Regions from separate parts of the Homo sapiens genome. Here regions 1 and 3 are each linked to region 2. A link is an interaction called in ENCODE POLR2A ChIA-PET data of the cell type or tissue named here. Cell type or tissue: MCF 10A. All regions are shown on one strand. Each heading gives the region's core, and the rest is flanking DNA. Links, peaks and the distances in the headings are about the cores only.

Region 1 (5,986 bases), core at 543-5,542, 87 kb after region 2:
ATAACATTAATGTCTTAAGTACAATTCATATCTTGCGCACTTCAGAGTGCTTTCACGTTCGTTGCCTTATGGTAACCCTGTAGGGCAAGTAGAATTGATTCCATTGTACAGTGGGGGCTGTGACTTACTTACTTGCTTGTATTTAAGGGTAAGTAAATACCCTTCATGTACTAACAAAGACAGCCCTACCAATCTCCATGTATTGTGTGGTCCTTGTGTGACTGGTGCTGTCCTGGGCATGAAGCATACATTATCTCATTTAATATTTGCATTAACACGATGAGGTGAACATACATCACCATTTTACAGATCAGTAAACTAAGCCCTGGAAAGGTTAAGGGACTTGCCGAAGGCCGCACAGTTAGAAAGTGGCAACAGATGAGAGCTAAACCAAACCTTCCTGAGTCCATCTCTTAACCATCCATGCCATTCTGCGTCAGTGAATACAAAGCGATCATAATTGGCACAGCAGGGCACGACTGTTAAAACACCTATTTTCTGATATGAAAGTTTATTTTCCCTAGAAGAACCTAAAAAGTAAATCATTAGTGGCTGCAGACAAAGTGGTAAATAATACACCCATTGTTACAGATGAGAAAACTACGTCCCAGAAAGGTTACAGGACAAGAGTAATTAGAATATGTGTTTCTCAGGGCAGTGGCCTCCCCACAGCTTGATACTGGCCTCCATGTTGCCCATCCTGATCTCTGGGGTCTGCAAATTCCCTGTAAGAGTCTTGTACAGCCTTAGGCACCCATTGGGTAGTCAACAAATGCTAACTGGCTTGACAACTGCATTAAAATACGATGTCCCCAAGATCCCCTCTTCCTTTTATTTTAGTAAACCATTAATTCGATCTGTATTTAGCAAGCATAGGCAGAGTTCTTACATTGTAATAGTTTGGTGCAGGAGTTTCAAACTTGAGAGCTTTCATAAAGCTTGGCAACTGGAACATGCTGGAACACGAATTACTAAAGTCTCTCTTGGAAATAAAATCCGATGGGATAGTGTATGCATTCGCTGCAGGGTATTTAGAAATGATGGTGTCCAATCGGGCGCACTGTAAGGAGACAACCAAAGGAATCAGCATTGTCACATAATATTGTGGATCTGAAGGACAGATGTCAAAAAGATGGTGACCAGCACAAGGTCTAAATGCATTTTATAAAAGGCGAAACTCTGGCAGTAACAATGATAAACTGACCTCAGGCTTTGAGGATCTTCCCTTGGAAAACGCAAGTTCAGACCTGTACTCGCTTCTGTAAACTAACTCAAATTATTCATCTTCTGTTTGGGACTTGGCAAAAATGATTTTGCCATAAATGCATTTCCACCCAATCCTGTTCCAGGCCACTTACCCTTGACTCATCAGCTGTTGGGTAATTTATGTGATAGGAAGCTTTAGATGCTCTTCTCAGCCTAGGCTTTTCTTCTGAGTAAAATCTCACATCTTGTTTCTAAGGTTAAATGATCTGAACTGCCTAAGCAACGAGTTTGCTTCAAACAAAGCTCCAGGGGGCTTGTTGTCCATCTGTGCCTCCTACCCTCCACCAAATTACTGTTTTCATCAAATCCTACAGTATTTTCACGGTTTAACAGAACCAATCCCACCCTTTCAGGAAGCCACGATAAATTATCTTCAGTTAAAAAACAAACAGAATCAATGTTTGTCAAAAGAACAGGGACAAAAGTCACAGAAACTCAGTGATAACATCACTTTCCCCTAAGATAGCATGGCAAGTATTGGAGTCTGATAAAACAAAAAATTTCCCACTATTTAATGGTCAAAAGCTTGAGAACATTGCCCTGGATTTTCTCACTTGATAGGAATCAATAACTACACAAACACAGAAAGTGGGTGAGCCAAAAGGAAGGCATTAGGGCCCCCCTACTTCACTCTGTGCTTGGTGGTGACGGTCCTCAGCGTCTGGTTTATGGACCCCCACTAGCATTTGGGGGGGTGTAGCACCAGAAGCGGGAGTGTTCTTGTCCAGAGCCTAAGTTGTTCAGAGCCTAACCTGGGTTCAAGCCCCAGCTCAACCCCAGCCTCTTCAGTAATGGGAAGTTAACTCCAACGCTGATCTGTTCCTTGAGTATCCAACTCTGCCAAACTCGAATTCTAATAAGAAGTGGCTACATGCAGTGTGTAAGGATTTGCTGATGCTCCTAGAAGTAAGGTCACCCCAGCTTTGAACGTGCTTCATCTTTTTCATTCTGGCCAAGAGTTAACCAATACCTTTGGTGGGTTTTTGTGTTGAATCCTCAGGACAACCCTGAGCAGTGGATCTTATGATTATCTCTACTTTACAGATGAGGAAGCTGAACTTCCCCAGCTAATTCAGGCGGAGGACCAGCATTCCTACCCAAGCAGTCAGCCTCCACTACATGACATGGATCAGAGAGCCCATTCTAAAGGGGAAAGGGTTGAGCGACATGGCTCTGGGATAACAGCAAGCCCATTCAATCATAGACTCTTTTTTGGTTTAGAACACCTACAACTTACATTTTGAAAATGAAAAAACTTCTTCCCAAAAAAGTCCCAGTAGAGGCAATGTTTTATAAAGTATCGTAATAGAATTAGTCTCAGAATGTGGCTACAGTAACACTCACTCACCAACACTACACACCCCTTGGTTTACTTGCCAGGCCTGTGGCCTCCAATCTGGCCAAATGCCGGCATTTATGAACTTCTCTCCAGCACCTACTAACTTTTCTAGAGCCACTCCTGCCAGCATGCAAATACAGAGAGGCCATCAAACTCTCCACCCACCTGCCTCATACACTTCTCCTAGTCAGTCCTGTGGAAGATTCTGGAGCAAAGATTTGGAATATACTAATAAAGCTCTTTATATCATTCAGACTTAGAGAGATGACAGGTCTCTCAAAAGGTTGGGTGTAGTTGTTTCAACAGTCATGAGGAAGTTTCTAAAATTTATAGACCCACAGAGTTTTTTGGTCAGCCTCACCCATAATCACATTCCTACTGGTCATTCTGATCTTTCTCTGATGAGAGCTACTTTTAATTCCCTCTAAGTCTTGGGATGCAGAAGCGGAGGAGGTGCTAAAGGTGAAAGTTACTGAAAGAGGCGGTGGGGTGGGGGATATGAAATTCTCATCCAGTTCACACGGGAATGAGGTAAAACGCAGAGATCTCCTAATAGATCGCCATCGACCACTTCAGGCACCCATCCCCAGGTACAGGACCTTAAGTGCTTATACCTGAGTGTAACATAACTATAAATACAAATTCCCATATTTGTGAAAGGGAGGAGAGGGGGAAGCCTGAGCAGCTCAAAGTCTGCCTTCTTTAGGGTTTGGTTCTGAATTTTTTAAAGGCCTGAAAGGCGTGGCTAGGTTCTGTAACACTCAGCTCTTGCCTTGGGCCCCTTCTCCTCCAGATAGTCAGGCTTTTCATTTGGAAAGTTACCGCACGCAAAGCCTTGTAGACAACCAATCGTGTCCTCTGATTCAGTCTCTTTGTTGGCACCAAGAAGGAATGGGCAGTGCCATTATTTAGCAAAGAAGTTCTCGGAGAGAAAACCTAGGTGTTGCAGGAAGTATTGTTTGTGACTCAGGTGGTAACAATCATAATATTTAGCATGTTTATAATGCTTTGCTGTTTCAAAGAGCATTTCACTCATTGCAACGTTAATTTGCCCAGTGCCTCCAGGGAGTCTCCACTTTCATGAGGCAACTGGGACACAGAAGGGTGACGTGCTTGAGGTCACGTCAAGAATCCACAGCTGAGGCAGGATCAGGTCTGAAGTCTTGTCTTCTACACCAGGACTTCATGAGACGGCACTTCTTTTGAGCTTCTTTCCTAGCAGAGCTGGTGGCAGAAAAATAGGTAGAGGCATGGCTGTTCTGTGGACCTACTGAGGCCATGTACAAACTCAGCTTCTTCGGTAATGGGGAGTTAACTCCAAAGCTGGTCTGTTCCTTGAGTATCCGATTCTGCCAAATTCGAATTCCAATAAGATGTAGCTACATTTAGTGTGTCTTAAATGGTCCCTTTGTGTGGTTAAAAAAAAAAATCAATTCCAATGTCAGGCATCATAATACATCTGTGCAAGAAATTATTATAACTTTTAAAGGGACAAGATGGCATATGTTTGTTAATTTAATGTTAGAGTCTGGGCTTGCTTTCTTTTCACTTTTTTTTTTTTTGGACAGAGTCTGCCTCTGTCACCCAGGCTGGAGTGTGATGGTGAAATCATAGTTCACTGCAGCCTCAACCTCCTGGGCTCAAGTGATCCTCCCACCTCAGCCTCCCGAGTAGCTGGGACTATCGACACACATCACCACTCCTGGCTAATTTTTAAATTATTTTGTAGAGATGGGGTCTCACTATGTTGCCCGAGCTGGTCTTGAACTCCTGGGCTTAAGTGATCTTCCCGCATTGGCCTTCCGAAATGCTGGCATTATAGGCATGAGCCACCGTGCCTGTCCACTTTTCACTTTTCTTCCTCAGGTAGCCTTACCCTAGTTTGTATCTTTCCCCTTGCTGTATCTGTTTTTCTTGACCATTTATCTATTTTGCTGTATCTATTTTTCTTGACAATGTATAAACATTTTTAAGAAGCCTATCTTTGCCCAACTCTGGTCAGGGTCATTGGCAATTCATATAGCTACTTGATTGTTACAGCCCTCAACAAAAATTAAGTCCCATATCTTACGAAGAGAAGGAAAGGGGTGGGGCCAGTACTTTTCAGGCCCACTGCCGGCTTTCTTTTTAGTCCTATCAGATTTCTCAATAGTTTGACAACCAATTAGATTAAGCATTGTAAAAATCATATTACACCAAGATGTGTAAGAGTAACTATTTCCTGGCATGCCTAAACATCTCAGGAAAATACTTGCTTAGTGCACTCAGTGATAACAAAATTGGTTTGGAAGGATCAAGTTCTCAAGATTCCTCTGGCTTCTCTTCCCACCCTGGCAGTGGGTAGAGATGGGAAAAAGTTACTTAGAGACACAGGGTCCAATTTACTTGCATGAAATTTGAGGAGGCAGTTACTCTCCTAATTAGAACCATAGGCCTTTGGAGAGAAAGGACCAGATGTCCAATATATAATTATGCAATGAATGAAGGAAATTACTGACCAGTTAATGCTTTACTCAAGAGAAGTGGTTCTCACCATTGAGGGAAACATGCAAGTTCCTTTCTTGGACAATGAGACACTGTTGGACACCGGTGACTGGTGAATAACATTGTAGAACCCAGGTCCTGGGATATCATTCTGAAAGGGAAGAGAAGGTGGTGTCATCGAGATACTTCAATTCCATTGTGCTTTTCCACAGGCTTTACATCCATTAACACTAAGCCTTACTGTAATCCCACAGCACAGGCGCTACCACCACTTGGTGGGTGACAGCCTAGCTCCACCATTTCCTGACTTGCCCGATCTTCGTCTCAGTTACCAAGTGGTGGGGCTGGAATTCCAAGCCAGGCTAGACTCCCAAAGCCCTTGCTCTTTCCACTATGCCCTGCCGCATTCCAAAAGAACACAGTTGTTTTTTCAAGTCATTAGAGAAATGGGCCTAAAGTGGGACACTGAATGCGGCTGATGTGCAAGTCAGTGTGCAGTGATTGGGTAAGCCAGACCCACGGCAAGGGAAGGGTGAGCGATTTCATGTTCACCCCACCCCACCTGACTCAGCTTCCTCCTCAGCCTTTCAGAAGAGAAACCAGGGAGTGTTTCTGTTTATAAAGCAAAATGAAACAAAAACAACCTTCAACCCAAACCAGGCCATTTCTAACTCTCAGACAAAAAGAGGCAAGCTCTTGAGGCTCAAGTGCTGAATGATGCAGGCATGTGAGAGAGGAATAAGTGAGAGGTCACTTCCAAGTTCATTTCTGCTGCGGGAGCTCATCGGGCTTTCATTGCATTTCCCATGCTAGTTACCAGGGGGAAGTAAATGTTGACAGAAGTTGGCTGAGTGGTGTGAAATGCTAAGGATGCTCCACTGTGGCAAGAGGTTCCTG
Region 2 (5,986 bases), core at 702-5,701:
AGCTCTAACAGACATTTTCAGTTTGATCTCCTTCTACGTCCTTTCCCGTACCCGATGCTGCACCCAAGCCAGCTACTCCCTGTTCCCTGCTCACACCCTGTGCATTCCTGTGTCTAGGCTTTTCCTGCTGCTGTTCCTTCCTTGGCCTGGAATGTGTTCTCCCACCCCCGACTCTCACAATCATCCCCACCTCTCCAAGTCCAATTCAGGTGCCACTTTAGCTGTGAAGCCCTCGCTGGCCATCCCTGTTTAAAATGCATTACGCCTTGCCCTGCTCTGGGCTTCAGTAACTAACTCTTGATCATCTCCAGCCCCCCACATCCCACCCTAAGAAACTCTCATTGACCAGGAGCCGGGCTGAATTTCTTCACCCCTCCCCACCCCAGATGTTGAGATTTGGGAGAGCAAGGAGCTCTGTCTAGCTCATATCCTTGTCCCCGCTGCCCAGCATAGGACCCGGCATAAGTACACTAACCGTAAAAGCATGGTTAAAAGTGACCTACTCCACTTTCAGCCACTAGCTGATGACGATGTGCTGGTGTCCCACACCTTCCATTCCAGGATTCCTTCAGGTTCCCTCAATACACTTCCCACTACACCTCTGTGCCTTGGCCATGCTGTTCCTTCCACCTGGAATGCTCTCTCTACCTCGGCTGCTCAGAGAATCCAGAGTCTTTTCAAGTTCAGTTCAATGTCCCTTCCTCTAGAAAGCCTTCTCCCTCCTTTGCCCCAGAGCTAAATCACTTCTTCTTTTGCGTTGTCTCCGCACTTCACACCTGCCTGGGGGTTTGCTAAGCTGTACTGCAATGAGTTTTCCTGTCTGTCCCAGGTGGCTCTTTGAAGCTGGGACATGACAGACCACCTCTACGTCCCCAGGACCAAATACAGTGATTTTAAAGCATGTTTAGTTGTGGAACTCTCTCTTCAAAAGCAAAATCTATACGTATCTCAAAATAAAACAGATATAAGAAAGCAGTTCTTGGCAGAATGGGGAAGGGGACTGGGGGCAGCCCCACCTGTGTGAGCATCTCAGACCCACCAGGGACGCTGTCTCAGAGCTTCTAGGCCTCAAACACAGTGTGAAAACCCCTGACTCAGCACAACATCTGGAATAAGGTCGCTGCTCAACAAATTCTTTTTAAATGATTTGAAGGCCAAACACTTTCAGGACCCAAATAATGAATTTCTTAGAGTGGAATTTCAGACACCTTGCCTGGAAGAAGAGACACACTGGGGCTTTGGCTCAGGAGTCAGGGGTTCAAGCCTCAGCCCGGTTGCTCCCTGGCAGGACAGGGACCTCACCTCTCTGGACTTAATTTTTTTCATACATAAAATGAGAAGAAAAGTAACACTTACAGGTGTAAGGGCTACTGGCTGTGGTTATTTCTAGGCACTGGGGCTCTCTGCCCCTCTCTTTTCCTTAAATCACATCATTCATGTCCTACTGAAAAAAGACCCACTGGCCGGGCGCGGTGGCTGATGCCTGTAATCCCAGCACTTTGGGAGGCTAAGGCGGGCAGATCATGAGATCAGGAGTTTGAGACTAGCCTGGCCAACATAATGAAACGCTGTCTCTACTGAAAATACAAAAAAATTAGTCCAGCATGGTGGTGCGCACCTGCAGTCCCAGCTACTCGGGAGGCTGAGGCAGGAGAATTGCTTGAACCCGGGAGGCGGAGATTGCAGCGAGCCAAGATTGCGCCACTGCACTCCAGCTTGGGCGACAGAGCGAGACTTCATCTCAAAAAAAAAAAAAAAAAAAAAGAAAAAAAAAGACGCACTGCAGTCAGAGTGTAGGCCAGTCTGGTATAACGATTTGAGCATGGGTCTTGGCGCCAGATCCTGGCTCTGGTCTCTGAGCCTCAGTTTGCTCATCTGCCAAATGGGGATAATAACAGTAGCTCGTGGGGTAGAGAAGGCTTGTAATGTAGAAGTTAAGTGTGTGCACAGGTCCAGTTGCCCTGCTTTGAGACCTGGCTCCCTCATTTTCTAGCCCTGTGACCTTGAGCAGATTACTTCACTCTATGTGCCTTGGTTTCTCCAGCTGTAAAAAGGGAGAAATAATAGTACTCCCCTCATAGGCGTGGATAGTCATAGACGTGAAATGCTTAAAACAGTGCCTGGCACATAGTAACTGCTACATATGTGTACCCAACTGATACCATCCCATGGGGCTGTTGTGAGGATTAAATTAGAATATAAATAAAACGTGTCCAGCCTAGGGCCTGGTATACGGTAAGAACTCAATTCAGAGGAGCTGTTATTTAATATGACTTTGGCTCAAATTCAGCATGTTACATATGTGCTCCTAGGGTGGGAGGAGGGAAAAAAACCTGGGCAGAAATTCTAGGCCTTGCAATCTCACTCTGCGATCTCCTGTGAAAGGGGCCGCAGCAGCTTCTGCATTTGGGTGGGTGCGCCACGGTGCAGTTCTGGGTGTGTCCTGCTGCCTGACTCAGACACAAGTGCCCTCTCCCACCTGTCCCCCACCCATCTCCCACAGCACCCTGTGCCTGCCCATCCATGTGGTGATTAGGCCTGACCCCGAAAGCAGCAAGATTCTATCACTGCCCCAGGGCCAGGGGTGGCAGGAGGGGTTATAATTATGGGTTTCATCGAAATTGTGGAAATGGCAAACGCTGCTTTCTGCGGCTCCTCTAAGGGCCCTGCTGGGGCCCTCCCCAAACCCTCCCACCTGGGTGCCCCCAGAAGCCGGCACTCCCAGTCCATGGCAACCTACAGTTACAGACAACTTATTACAAGTGTGCTAAGCGTTTTATGTGAAGAATCTCATTTAATCCTCACAAACGGTATTATTTCCCCCATCTTACAGGTGAGACTCAGGAAGGCAAAGTGACTCACCCTAAAGTATGCGGCCAAGACAGTCTCCAAGGACTTTCTGGCTCTTTGGCCCGTGATCTTAACCTCTACCTGAGTTTGTATCAAATATGGCACCAAAATGTGGTTGTAGTCCTACAGTTAGGGAACTGGGCCCCGAGTTTGGCCATGGCTCTCACCCTGTGCGATCTGGGCAGTCACGTCACCTCTCTGAGCCTAGGTTTCCTCTTGAGTTTAGCATGAGGGCCGGAGGAGGAAACGTGTGTGTCTATTAATGCCTGGGATGGATAAGGCTCCATAAGGGTCAGCTACCATATTCTTTTGCTGTTGTTGGTACTGTTAGGCTTTATTGGTGGAGTGATGAAATCACCGTCTACACAGACACAAACATCAGGGCATTGGGAAACCTCTTCGTACTGGATGTGCCACAGGCGAGATTTGATCATACATTCTCCAATTTCTTCCAGATCCTGAGTCATGAAAAGGTGGGCTGAGTCATGCCTGGGGCTTCCATTTTGCTTATACTGAGCCATTACGTTGTGAAATCTTTAGTAAGTAGCAGGAGCTTTAATGGAAAGCAAATTAAACTCATCCCCCAGTTTGCTGGGGGTGTGGAAGCCCGTCCGGGAAGCTCATAGTGATCATAGCATGGAGCCTGGAGCTCTTGGAAGGAAAGGGGTTTGAGAAGTCCTAGGTCTTCCTCCCCGCCTTTCCTTTTTCTTTTTAATAATGTGTTTTCTTCAGCCTGTGATAAATGACTGGGAGTGGAAGATGCCCAGTAGGGGGAGGGAAAGGGAGGGATGTTGTTTACTTATCTGGGAGCACATCGCCAAGACAAAGCTTGGAGTTCTAATACTCTCCAGTGCGTGACCCACTTCCCTCTGTGGCCCAGAGCAAGTATCGCCCTGATTTGCTGGTGACTCTGCAATAATCACCTCCCTCAAACTTCCACACCTCTCCCAGCAAGGCAGGAAGGAAACACCACGCCTGGCCTTGGGCAATCCCAGGGACCAGCCAGGATTCCATTAACCCCAGAAGTGAACCCTGGATTCCATTGGTCAGGCCCCACCCCCCAACTTCGTTGGGCTTCCTTGGGTAATTTATGAGCTTCTCCACTTTGGCTGTTATTATTCGCCTCTTGTTAATGAGCAGGCTTAGGGCATTCAGGATTTCCTTAGTCAGTGATTCCTCCTTCTGGAGTAGTCTGTCTTTGGACTTTTATAGGTCGTTAACAGCCTTGCAAAGTCTGACACTGTACCAGGCAACTGGGTTTCTTTACTGGAAAGGAAAAGGGGGAGGCTGAGGGACGGATGGAAGCTACTTCAGGTCAAGGGGGGCTCTTGCTCACCACAGGACATAAGCTCACCATTTTCTGTCCCAAGGGGACAAACACGACACACGCGGCTACAGGGGACTGAGGAGATTTTGTATCTGCATTCATTTTAAAATGGAGAGACCTGGAAATTGGCCTCCAAAGACAGCAAAGTAATGTTTCATTCACTGCTCTTGGGGGCTTCCTATTTTCTGAGGTAAATGTGTGCAGTTGCTTTCCTGGAAGGCACTTTTTCCTCAGCCTCAAGGCCTCTCCAGCTGAGGTGGCTGAGGGAAGGCCTGGAGTGAGGGGATAAAGTCACGGTTGACAACAACACCCTTCTTTTCATTCCTCAGCACTTGACACACTGGCACGCTTAATAAAACAGGTGGCAGGCATGGTGGGACCAAAGTGCTGATTCAGCCATGCCACTTGCCTTTCATCTTGGGCTTGGACTGTCGAACAGACATGCTTAACAAGAAGAGGTGGAGGAGTTTATCCCCTTAATAAGCCACCCTGAAGTCACTGTGCGGAATCATGTTCATCTCTCAGGATGCTGCGGGGGAATCATTTCTAGTTACAGAGTCTTAATAATTTGCCCAGTGGGCTTAAGAACTATTGATACATTCATTAATAACAACAAAATCTATTGATACATTTTTTGGAAAAAAGCAAGCTTAGGCTGGGCGCGGTGGCTCACGCCTGTAATCCCAGCACTTTGGAAGGCCGAGCCGGGTGAATCATGAGGTCAGGAGTTCGAGATCAGCCTGGCCAACATGGTAAAACCCCGTCTCTACTAGAAATAAAAAAAATTAGCTGGCGTGGTGGTGGGTTCCTGTAATCCCAGCTACTCGGGAGGCTGAGGCAGGAGAATCGCTTGAACCCACGAGGCAGAGGTTGCAGTGAGCTGAGATCGCGCCACTGCACTCCAGCCTGGGTGACAGTGCGAGACTCCATCTCAAAAAAAAGAAAAAAGCAAGCTTATAAAACATAATATCTTGTCTGTGATTCCATTTTTGTGAAAAAAAATCTACTATGGAAAGAATAGGTTGGAAGGTTTTAAAATATCAGCATTGAATGGTGGAGTAATGTTTTTAAATTTTTAGTTATTTATTGCCTTTGGTAATTCTGAAAATTTTCTCCCACAAACATATATTACATTTGAAATAAATAATAAAAGTAAACCCCTGGATATTTCTGGTAAATCCAACCCCAGCTTAGCTTAAAATTGTCTCCCAGATTCAGACAAAAATATCTCAAGGTCAGTGGCTAATTTCTGCTTTTATGCCTTCTTCAATTCAGCCCTACCGTCCAGAAAGCCCAGGGAGTTGAAGCTAAAGAGAAATCATTAGGCTGGGTGCCGTGGCTCACACCTGTAATCCCAGCACTTTAGGAGGCCAAGGTGGGTGGATCACCTGAGGTCAGGAGTTCGAGACCAGCGTGGCCAACATGGTGAAACTCCGTCTCTACTAAATATACAAAAATTAGCCGGGGCCTGGTGGTGGGCGCCTGTAATCCCAGCTACTCGGGAGGCTGAGGCAGGAGAGTCGTTTGAACCCCAGAGGCGGAGGTTGCAGTGAATGAGATCGCGCCACTGCACTCCAGCCTGAGTGACAGGGCGAGACTCTGTTTCAAAACAATAAAGAGAAATCATTGTTCACCATATTTGTATTTGACTGTGTGGCCCTTTTTTCCCTCTAGATCTAGCTTCTCCTGTAATGAGAGCTGTCACAGAAGGGCACGGGGCCGGAGTGGCTGTCTTTCCACAGCCATAAAATGTTTGTTTTCCCCTTGCCTTGCTTTACCCTGAGAGGCTGGGTTTAGCAACACTGTACA
Region 3 (5,986 bases), core at 669-5,668, 58 kb before region 2:
TTCAGTGTATGAGACCATTCTTGCATTGCTATAAAGAAATACCTGAGACTGGGTAATTTTTAAAGAAAAGAGATTTCCCTGGCTCACCGTTTCCCAGGCTGTCTGGGAGGCATAATGCTGGCATCTGCTCAGCTTCTGAGGAGGCCTCAGGAAACTTACAGTCATGATGGCAAGTGGAGGGGGAGCACACACATCACATGGCCAGAGCAGGAAAAAGAGAGCAAGGGGGGAGGAGCTACACGCTTTTAAACAACCAGATCTCGTGATAACTCACTATTGTGAGAACGGGACCGGGTGTGTGGGGGATGGTGCTAAGCCATTCATGAGAAATCACCCCCATGATTGATCACCTCCCACCAGGCCCCACCTCCAACACTGGGAATTACAATTTGCATGCAATTTGGGACCAGATCCAAACCATGTCACTCAGTTCCTTAACTATTAAGACAAAACACCAAAATGTGAAGTGTAGTTATTTCTTGGGTGGAATCATTGGAGATTCTTTCTCACCCCCTTGTGTTTTCGTATGTTTGCCACCCTATGTGCTGATTTTGTTTTGTTATTTGAAAAAGCAAAAGAAATGTTATTTAAAAGGACAAAAAGAATCCCCTCTGTGGGAGGCTGACTCACACCTCCCACAGTTATACAGTGAGGAGTGCTCTCCTCTGCAGGAACACGCCAGTGAAAAACGTCGGAGCTGCCAGTCCTTTGTCCTCATCTGCAAACCCATGATGCCTTGTGTGTGGTTTAAGGCAGAGGTTTCTAAAATTCTTAGTCTCTGGACCACTTTACACTCTTAAAAGTCACTGAGTGACCAGGCACAGTGGCTCACACCTGCAATCCCAGCAATTTGGGAGGCTGAGGCGGGAGAATCACTTGAGCCCAGGAGTCTGAGATCAGTCTGGGCAATATAGTGAGACCTCATCTCTATAAAAAATTAAAAAATTAGCCGGGCATGGTGGCAAGTAGCTGGGACTCCAGCTACTCAGGAGGCTGAGGTGGGAGGATTGCTTGAGTCCAGGAAGTTGAGGCTGCTGTGAACTGTGATCAGGCCACTGCACTCCAGCCTGGGTAACAGAGTGAGACCCTATCTCAAAAAAAAAAAAAAAAAAAGAAGATAAAAGTCATTGAAAGTTTTGTTATATTTATTGCTAATTGTCATACTAGAAATTGAAACTGGGAAATTTTAATTAATTAATTAGTTCATTTATTGAAAGTAGTAATTCATTTATTTAAAGTAGTAGTTCTCAACCAGGGATAGTTTTATCTCCCAGGGGACACTTGACGAGGCTGGAAGCCATTTTTGTTTGTTACAGCTGGAGATGGGGCATGCTACCGGCGTCTAGTGTGTAGTGAGGCCAGAGATGCTGCTCAGCATCCGAGATGCATCCTACCATACACAGATGCACCCCCCAATAAACAGAATTATCTGGCCCAAATGTCAATAGTGCCAAGGTTGAGAAACTGATTTAAAGCGAGGATAATAAATTCATCACATGTTAACACAAAACATAGTTTTATAAGAAATGACACAATTTTCCAAATTAAAACCAATTAAAGGAGTGGCATCGTTTTGTATTTTTGCAGGTCTCTTTAATGATTGGCTTCACAGGAGACAGCTGGATTCTTTTTTTTTCTTTTTTCTTTTTTTCTTTTTTTTTAACCAGAGTCTCACTCTGTCACCCAGGCTGGAGTGCAGTGGCACAATCTCGGCTCACTGCAACCTCTGCCTCCCGGGTTCAAGCCATTCTCATGCCTCAGCTTCCTGCATTGCTGGGATTATAGGCATGTGCCACGATCTCTGGCTAATTTTTTTCTATTTTTAGTAGAGATGGGGTTTCGCCATGTTGGCCAGGCTGGTATCGAGCTCCTGGCTTCCAGTGATCTGCCTGCCTCAGCCTCCCAAAGTGCTGGGATTACAGGTGTGAGCCACCACGCAGGATTATTGTATCTACTTCTGCATTCAATCTGTTGCAATGTCACATGTCACAGAGCTCCCGGAAAACTCCATTAAATATTTGTGAGTGAATGAGAGTGATAAAGACATCATCTCAGGATGATTATAATGGTTTTGATCTTGTGGCCCCCCTCCAAGGGTCTTTGGTAAAAGGTGAAAGATTCAAAGGCACTTCGGGATGCCCAAGGGTCCACAGACCACCTTTTGAGAACTGCAGCTGTAGGAAGATCTTCCCAGATGATTTCCAGAAACAATTAGTGTGTTTTGGATGTGAACACATCTGGCTCTGCCATCCTGGGAGGGCAGTCGGGAGAGGGACTGGGGAAAAACCCACTGAGCCAGCCCCGCAGACCCCACTCCTCCCTTCTCCTCAATGCTGTCAGCTGCTAGACAGTCAGTCATGGTAATTTCTAATGACAGATCTCACGTTTCACCTTGGGGGCAGAAAACAAGAGGCTGGACGAGTGGGAAGAAAAGAAAAGAGGAGAAAAAGTCAGGGGAGGTGGGCTTCCCTGGCTGCTTCTGAGAGGGAGGAAGGGGTGCTCGCTGCTGGCCCGGGGTCCCTGTGGGGTGTGGGTGTGTGTGGAGGGCCCACGCCTCGCCTTGCCCATGAGCCCAGCCCTGGGAACAGCAATCGAGGTGGCCCGCCTGTCTCTGAGTCACCCACCTGAGTTTCACAGGATGTGATAGGCTAATTTTGACAAGGAGAGGGGGAGCCCCAGCCTTTGAGGCCCAGGAAGGGTGAGCCAGGCTGAGGCCAGTGTCTCAACCCTTGTCTCTGAAAGGAGCAGTGGATCCAGGTCAGGAAGCCCACCAGCTTTCCCCCGACCCTACACTGCCACCGAGGCGGGCCCTTCACATTCCTAGGGTGGAGGGGATGGAGGCTTCCAGCCGCCACACTTCTAGGAGCTGGGGAGACAGCAGCACAGAGGGCATTTATGGAATACTTGCATTTATGGAACGCATGCAGGCTCTGAGCTCATTCTTTGTTGTGACTGCTGCCTTTAACCCTCACAATAACTGGTGCTTTGGGAACTGTTATTATTTCCACTTTACCCATGAGGACGACACGGCCCAGGGAGGAAAGAACTCGTCCAAGTTCCATGCCAGGGAGATGCGGAGCTGGGATTTGATCAAGGTTTGTTTGGCTCTGAAGCCCAGATTCTTAACCTCTGCCCTACAAGTTGTGCCAAATTACTCATGTACTCATGTGCTCAGGCACTTACTCACATACCTGATTATGGAGGGCCCACTCTGAGCCCTGTGCTAGATGCCAGAGATACAGACAATAAAACACACTCCCTGTCCTCCTCAAAGCTCTCGGTCTACCAGGTGGGAGGCACGGGGAGTGTAGCATTGAGCAAGCGGACACGCTATTGGAATCGATTGTGCCAAGTGCTGTGATGGGGTAAGCAGAGTGTGAGGAAGCCAGAAGAGGCTCTGGTTGTAGGATGGGGAGAGGGAAGCTAGGGTGGCTTCCTGGAGGAGGTGATGTATAAACTACTGACAAGTAGGGACCCCCAAGCCAGGGGGAAGAGGAGCATCTTGGGGTCACATACCACATGCCCTTGCTCCCACTTTTGACTTGTTGCTGGGACACTACTTCCTAGCCCAGGAGGAGTTCCAGGATTTCTGTTGCAAGCCCCCAGCCCCTATTTACCTTCTGTTTCTGGGGCGAGAACCAGATGGGACCCTCGCCAGGAGAATACCAGCAGCCCCTTCCCCTGTAGGAAAGGTGGGGACAGCAGTGTTGGATGGGGTCTCAGGGTGGCTGCCAGGCCCCAGGGGCAGGAAGCCAAGTCATCTTTTTGAGTAGATATTTGCACATGAAGCACTCTTGCCGGGCACTAACCTAGGTGCTGCACATAAAGTATGTCATTGGAATTTTACTATCCTGGGAGGATGAATTTCTTAAAATATGAAAGCCCTTTCACTAAAGACCTTATATCATTTCAACCTCACGTACTTCGAGACTAATATCGACAAAGGTGGTTCGTGTGTTTGTTCACCTGCCAAAGTGGTGCAACCCTATAGCTATGGTGTGAAGAGATTACAATTTTCTTGGTCTGCCTGCTATGAAATTATGCAGGTTTCGATAAATCATTCATTTACTGAGGGAGAGTGTTCATGATTTCACATTTTATGGGATGCTTTACTGATATGTCTTCATATCACACAACCTCCTTCTTGGTACTATCACTACCCCATTTTGCAGATGAGGAAACCGAGGCTCAGAGAGGTTAAGGAACTAGCCTGAAGTCACACAGCTGGTATTGGAACTCCAATACTTCAGGAGAATTGGAATTAGAACTCAGGCAGCCTGACGTCAGAGCCCAGCCTCCCAATTTCTACCCTGCTCCTCTTGTGCTAGAAAAATCCCTGAATCTAGAAAAATCCCTGAATCTGAGAAAGCCTCTTTCCTTCAGCCTGTCTGAGCCTCAGCTACTCCAACTCTTAGATTGCCCTTTCAACCTTTGAACTCTCCCATGAGAATGCAGCGGTGGGAGAGAGAGTGAGATGTCTGGAGTTTGTGCTTAAGGGTTTCTCATGTGACTCAGGGGCTGAGCCCCAAAAGAAACTCATCCCCAGCATGGCTGGGTGAGCCTTCTTTGTCCCCGCTTTCTCCAAACAAGGCTACGAATGTGGAGTGAGAGGCGTTGCAGGAAAGGGTGCCAGTTGTGGGGTGGCGGGGGGCTAGAAAAAAGAGATCTTAAATGATCAACAGGAGGGAACTGATAATTTCTTTTTTTTTTTGAGTTGGAGTTTCGTTCTTGTTACCCAGGCTAGAGTGCAATGGCGCCATCTCGGCTCACTGTAATCTCCGCCTCCTGGGTTCAAGCAATTCTCTTGTCTCAGCCTCCCAAGTAGCTGGGATTCCAGACACCCACCACCACGCCCAGCTAATCTTTTGTATTTTTAGTAGAGACGGGTTTTCACCATGTTGGCCAGGCTGGTCTCCAACGCCTGACCTCAAGTGATCCGCCCACCTTGGCCTCCCAAAGTGCTGGGATTACAGGCATGAGCCACCACACCCAGCTGAGGGGAGTGATTTCGTATTGCTTCAGAATAATTTCTCCCCTATTCCAAAAGCAATAAAGAAAATGTAGGAACTCCTAGTAAACCCAAAGAAGAAAGTTTAAAAACCTACAACCCCATCACTCATGCATAAACATGGTGAGTATCTTGGGTGTGATTTCTTTTAGGCTTTTGTCTATGCATCGTTCAATATACATGTTTATATTTATACTAATAAATGTATTCATAGAATTTTATTATTGCCAAGATAATACGTGTTCACTGTAGTATATTTAGAAAGTAGAAATGGACTGGACACGGTGGCTCACTCCTGTAATGCCAGCACTTTGGGAGGCTGAAGTGGATGGATCCCAAGGTCAAGAGATTGAGACCATCCTGGCCAACATGGTGAAACCCCGTCTCTACTAAAAATACAAAAATCAGCTGGGCATGGTGGTGGATGCGTTGGGAGGCTGAGGCAGGAGAATTACTTGAACGCGGGAGGCGGAGGTTGTAGTGAGCTGAGATCGTGTCACTGCACTCCAGCCTGGTGACAGAGCACGACTCTGTCTCAAAAAAAAGAAAAAAGTAGAAATGAACAAAAACAGAAAATAAAAAATTATAATTGCAGATATTCTGGCTTTATAGGATTTTCTCATTTTTACAGTGAATTTTAGTATAATGAATATAGTATAATGAATAAAAATCATCGTGTTTGTCCTGGCTGTTAAAGTTTTCAGTTTGTAGGCTGACTTACTGAAATCATATCTGCAAATGACAGAATTTAAAGATAAAGCAAAGTTCTGGACTTTAGCCTCTTTTAGGTCACAGACCCTCTGAGAATCGGACAAGAGCCGAAGACGCACAAAAGATGCACAGAGAAACATCTTCCTAAGATGTCAGGAGGCCACAGATTCTCTCTAGCCTCTGCATAGGAGTCATGACCACAGTTTAACACTCTCCATGCTTCATGAATTATCAGATGAAGAGGGGCCTTGGATTCCCCTGGACTGA

Evidence for each region. ChIA-PET counts read pairs that join two places held together with the same protein. Peaks named below come from ENCODE experiments on the same cell type or tissue, not always from the same donor. Only the 100,000 strongest peaks of a DNase experiment are listed, where the experiment ranks them.
Region 1: POLR2A ChIA-PET joins it to region 2 with 12 read pairs; 3 of 35 experiments call an interaction of 5 or more read pairs at or near these places.
Region 3: POLR2A ChIA-PET joins it to region 2 with 15 read pairs; 6 of 35 experiments call an interaction of 5 or more read pairs at or near these places.

Annotation. Positions count from the first base shown.
Region 1 is chr1:24,378,764-24,384,749 of GRCh38, forward strand. STPG1 (sperm tail PG-rich repeat containing 1) reads right to left here. Exons shown (of 9, transcript NM_001199013.2): 4 at 5,139-5,240; 5 at 890-1,060. Among named protein-coding and RNA genes, the nearest start is that of STPG1, 32 kb to the right of the region's middle. RefSeq lists an enhancer at 5,757-5,806. In MCF 10A, for the core only: no CTCF peak of the experiment used is centred there; DNase peaks (open chromatin) are centred at 1,318 and 3,468.
Region 2 is chr1:24,291,213-24,297,198 of GRCh38, forward strand. No RefSeq gene overlaps it. Among named protein-coding and RNA genes, the nearest start is that of GRHL3, 25 kb to the right of the region's middle. In MCF 10A, for the core only: a CTCF peak has its summit at 3,699; DNase peaks (open chromatin) are centred at 3,289 and 3,829.
Region 3 is chr1:24,233,743-24,239,728 of GRCh38, forward strand. No RefSeq gene overlaps it. Among named protein-coding and RNA genes, the nearest start is that of LINC02800, 36 kb to the left of the region's middle. In MCF 10A, for the core only: no CTCF peak of the experiment used is centred there; DNase peaks (open chromatin) are centred at 2,669 and 3,239.